Regions from separate parts of the Homo sapiens genome. Here region 2 is linked to region 1. Evidence: chromatin loops called from intact Hi-C (ENCODE). Cell type or tissue: dorsolateral prefrontal cortex. All regions are shown on one strand.

Evidence for each region. Hi-C counts contacts between places; a loop is a spot of excess contacts. Peaks named below come from ENCODE experiments on the same cell type or tissue, not always from the same donor. Only the 100,000 strongest peaks of a DNase experiment are listed, where the experiment ranks them.
Region 2: a loop joins it to region 1, with 2.4 times the contacts of the local background. A loop is called at or near these places in 1 of 110 quality-filtered maps.

The regions. Positions count from the first base shown.
Region 1 is chr5:87,943,632-87,946,131 of GRCh38, reverse strand. No RefSeq gene overlaps it. Among named protein-coding and RNA genes, the nearest start is that of LINC02144, 210 kb to the right of the region's middle. RefSeq lists an enhancer at 304-2,007. In dorsolateral prefrontal cortex, CTCF peaks have their summits at 1,208 and 1,407; a DNase peak (open chromatin) is centred at 1,351; H3K4me3 peaks cover 618 bases; H3K27ac peaks cover 1,993 bases.
Region 2 is chr5:88,096,129-88,098,628 of GRCh38, reverse strand. No RefSeq gene overlaps it. Among named protein-coding and RNA genes, the nearest start is that of TMEM161B, 170 kb to the left of the region's middle. In dorsolateral prefrontal cortex, no CTCF peak of the experiment used is centred here; no DNase peak of the experiment used is centred here.

The DNA.
Region 1 (2,500 bases):
TGTTGGTGGAGGTTGTGGGTAGAGGTAAGCGGAGCGTAGTGATTCTTCAAGGGTGAAAGTGAGAATTCCCTTTGCTTACATGTATCACCTTTTTATTTTCCTACCCAACAACTATGTTACTTAAGACAGGGGAAGGTAAGTTTGGGATAGCTTCTGTAAACCTTCTATAATCTGGGAGAATCTAAAGACCATAGTTTAGGGTGTGGTGCTCTCCTAGTTGAAAAGATATTTTGTAAAACCTAATCATTAATTTTTAATTTTATGCTATTTCTATTATTCTTGTGTCTATAGGCTAGGCAGTGCGCCATGCTTTTCTGTGGAACAGATCTCACTTCTCCATAAACAGAATCCTTTGGCTATCTCTCTTTGGTTAGCTATTTGATGAAAAGATTACAGAATCAGGCTGTATCTGAGACCTATTTTGTAGCCTACATATATTTACATAAATTCCTTGAAAAGTAAATAAAAAGAACCAAATGAATAAAATGGTGAAGACATGTGAGATCCAAAGCAGCTACTTATTTGAAGGGTAGAAAAAGACAGTCTTGTGTCATTACAATTAAACTGAGTACTCTGGTTCATTTACTATTTTCGGTGAATTTTAATTGAGTTGTGTCTCATTTTTATAAATGTTGTCAATCTTCATTTTCTCTGTCTCCCATGCACCAGCTTAAACACACACGCATGCAGATCCACATATGGGCATGTTTTGGGAGAGTACTGACTACAGATATACCCTAACACCAACTTACACACAGTGACACATAGTGCTATAAACACTAAAACATCCAACCTTGATAGAACACCCATAAGAACAACAAAAAAAAAGCCTTCTTTTTAATGCATTTATTTTATGGACACAAAAGCTCAGCTAGTAATCAGTTTTGATAACTTTAGATGTCTGTTTCCCTGATGTAATGACTAGACTGAGGCAATAACAATACTTCATTATGCTATTCAAAGTGTATGGCAGGATTCAGTCAGAGCTAGACTCAAAACCTGGCCCACAGCTGAAAGCAGAGATGATGCATTAATCCACAGCAACACCCTCTCCCCCACTGCTCCCCTCAGCATTCAGCCACTAATAATGGATATCATTTTTCTTCATAAAACTGGTGGTACTTGAATCAAGCACATGACAGTTAAGGTTTGTTTAGTCTTTCAAGCAGGTGATTACAGGATTGAACTTCCCAAGTGAGAAGCCAGTGGAATACAAATAGTTAAGAACACGTTTAAAGGGGGAAAAATTGTCCAGCCCCATCTGTCAAACTGTGCGTATGACATCATCAGATATTCTGCACTTGTTTGCAGCTATTCAGGCTGGCCCGCCCCGCAGTCTATGCTTTGTGTTCCAGTTTCCTTTACAGGGCCAGCGGGCTGGAAAATTACCACATGCTGTCACAGTTAGCTCAGCCAGGTCTTGTTATCATTGTTTCCAAGGAATCCATTCATTCCGTTATTTTACATATTGGGCAGACGTCCTGCCACTGAGGCTTGGGCTGCAGTAACTTGAAGGGCCAAACGTTAATGGGCCTCTATTGTTGGTAGAATGGCAGTGCAATACGTGGGAAAAAATACCCAGACAGCTCCCTGACACTGGTTTAGGACCTCTAGACTTAGGGGGTAGCCTGTGAAGATCTTTTATGTAAACAAGCCTTCAATAAACAATGAATATCTCCTGTGTCAATATTCATAACCCATCAATAAAAAAATTATAAATCTTCAACTAGAAAGAAGCCCAAATGTATTATGGATGACAGAGCTTTTCCTTAAAATAATCTATAGAATGTGCACAAGTCTCCTTCTAAACACTGCTAATTTATAGGGGGGGAGGGCAACATTGTTGAGGCTTTGAGGAAAGAAAAGCATTTGATTTGGGGCTAGCTGTATTCTCATTGCAGTGGATAATATGGTGTATAAGTTTTGTGGCTTCCACCACTACAGACTGAAATAAAGACAAGGGCCTAGGTGACACATTACATCTTCACCATGCTGGCAATTTAAAGAAAGTTAATGAAAACATTAGAAAAGTTGCCTAGATAAAGCTTAACTTTAGGATGGGTTATGTTATCTTGATTAATTAGAGCATAAATAAGAATGAAATTTAAAAACTGTAGTGATATCGATACAGGAAAATCCATTCTTTATGGAAGATATAGAGTGAAACTGCAGTTTTTGTTTTTCTTTTAATGGAATACATTCTCTTTCTTGTTTCAACATAAATCTGATCTTTTCATTATACAGTGTATTGGAAAGGGATCACAAAGTGTTATGGATCTTCTAATTTTTATTACTGGCCCCAGAAACTCTTCCACCTGACTTTCTTCACCTTGGACAATAGGAGACTTGATAACTAGACCTGTTGCTCAAAGTGGAACAGCATATGGTAGTTAGTTAAATCCATTGGCACTTAGAAAAACTTTAATTCAAGTTCTTATCATTTTAAACATTCTCATGATTAGCTCAGCTGTTACTTCAGCTAATTTATTTTATTGATTCT
Region 2 (2,500 bases), 150 kb before region 1:
AGCAAGGAATGGCATCCTAGGGGGAAGCAATAGAATGAAATTGAATGATAACTTCTCTTTGAGTTGTGGAATATAAAGAGAAGTTATCATTACTTCTCTTTTGAGGAAGAATGGAATATAAAGATGATTAAGGGTACTGTCTTAGTTCAGGCTGTTATAATGAGGTACTATAGGCTAGGTGGCTTATAAACAACAGAAATTGGTTTCTGAAGGTTGGAAGTCTGAGATCCAGGTGCCAGAGTGATTGGGTTCGAATGTGGTCCCTTTTCTGGGTTGCTGATTGCATGCTGACTTCTCAGCATATCCTCACATGATGAAAAGAGGGTGAGAGAGCTCTCTAGGGTACCTTTCTAAGGACACTAATCTGTAACATAGTATGTAACGTAGTAACCTCCTAAAGACCCTGTATTAGTCTGTTCTCATACTGCTATGAAGAAATACCCAAGACTGGGTAATTTATAAATAAAAGAGGTTTAATTGGCTCACAGTTTTGCATGGCTGGGAAGGCCTTAGGAAACTTACAATCATGGCAGAAAGCAAAGGGGAAGAAAGGCACCTTCTTCAGGGGGCAGCAGGAAGGAGAAGTGCTGAGCAAAGGGGGAAAATCTCCTTAAAAAACCTTCAGATCTTGTGAGAACTTGCTCGCTATTGTGAGAACAGCATGAGGGTAAGCACATTCATGATTCAATTACCTTCCACTGGGTCCCTCCCAAGACACATGGGGATTATGGGAATTCAAGATGAGATTTGGGTGGGGACACAAAGCCAAACATATTAGGCCTTACCTCCTGATACTGTAATGTAGGGTTAGAATTTGACACATGAATTTTGGAGGAGTTTAGACATTCAGTCCGTTGCAGGTATATAGGTTAGTGTATTTATTAGAGCATTATCAGGGAAAGAGACACAGTAAGAATAATATGAAATAAGGAGTTTATTATAGGGATTAGACCTCATATAATTATCAGAGCTGAAGAAGTCTATGGAAGATTGTTGGCTACGCTTCTGGGGGTGGGCGTGAAGGTCAGCAGGATCAGCAGTTTGGAAAAGAAGCTGGACGCAAAGAGGAGGAGAGAGAAGACAAATGGGAGCACATGAGAACAATTTGGAACCTTCATCTATCACTGCCTTCAACTTTGATGTAAGTACCCTGCAGAAGGTGATCCAGCAGACTGGCATAGAGTGTGTGAGTGGTGATGGAGCCTGGCACCAATACCCACTAACCTTCATGACATCATAGCTCCTGCTGCACTTTTGGCTTCCTTGGGAGTTCCTTGGGCACTTTCTCTTGTATCCAACTAACTTAGACTTACATAAGGAAGAGACTTTGGGAAATGTCAGTCCAGACTAGTGTCAAACTGTGGAGCGACCCTAGATGCCATGCTGATGAATTTGGGCTTTCCTATGACGGCTATGGAAGGCAGTTGAAGACTGACAGGATTAATAGACTCAGAATGAAAAGAAGTGGGACCCTCAGCTAGGTTGCTTTTGAGGATGTTGATGTGTTGTTAGAGTTGATCTTATTCACTATTTATTGCACATCTACTCTGTATTTATAAAGCAATTCTGCCTTATTTCATTACCTGGGAAGGCTCAGTGCACCTGTGTTTTTTCTGTTCATAAAGAATAATCCTTATCACTAGTACATATGATAATTCCAGGGACAGACAGTGTTAGACATAGTGGATACAATTCAATGTCATTGTTGGTAAAATAGTAATAATATCATCTGTTTTTAAGTGCTTTAGGCCCTTTGCAGGAAAGATATCACTGGATGTAGGTATAAAGCCAAAAAGGAAATTCAAGATGAAGGATGCTTATATGGTGATGGCTTAATAATATCTTTCAGTGAGACAGGTGAACTGCAGTGTTTGAGAAAAATGAATGTTGCTACTTAATGGTGCAAGCTGTCCAAGTTTAGTCATTTTAAAGAGTAGTTCTCCTTTTTGGAAGTGCTAAAACAAAGGCGTAGTGAGTCTCCAGACAGAAAAAAATAACTCACAACAAGATTTTTATGGCCCACTCTTCTTTCATTCTAAATTCTCTCCTTCTTCAAGGAAGGAGATTTCACCATACATTTCACCATATATTTCAAGAAGCCTTCTCTGATGGCCTCGTTCACAAGCTATCTTTTCTCAATTTTTGTAGTACTTTGTATTAGTTTTTGAAAAAATAATTCTCACCACATAGTGTTATCTGAACACTGGGAAATAGAGTAGGAGAAAGAAGGCTCAGAAAGATCTAGGTTAGAATCCTTGTTCTCTACCCGTTTGTGTGACTTTGGACAAGACACCATCTCTTAGATTCAATTTCAATTTCCCAAAGTTTTGCCTAATTGCATTGTAGTACCTACCACATAGGTATAAAATAAATGACAATCTTCTCCATCCTGCATTTTCTTTCTTTAAATGTATTACAGTATCCCCAACTGGTTTTAATAACCTTAAAAATAAGAATATTATCTTAATCACTGTTGACTTTCTCTCAGCATTAGCACAAT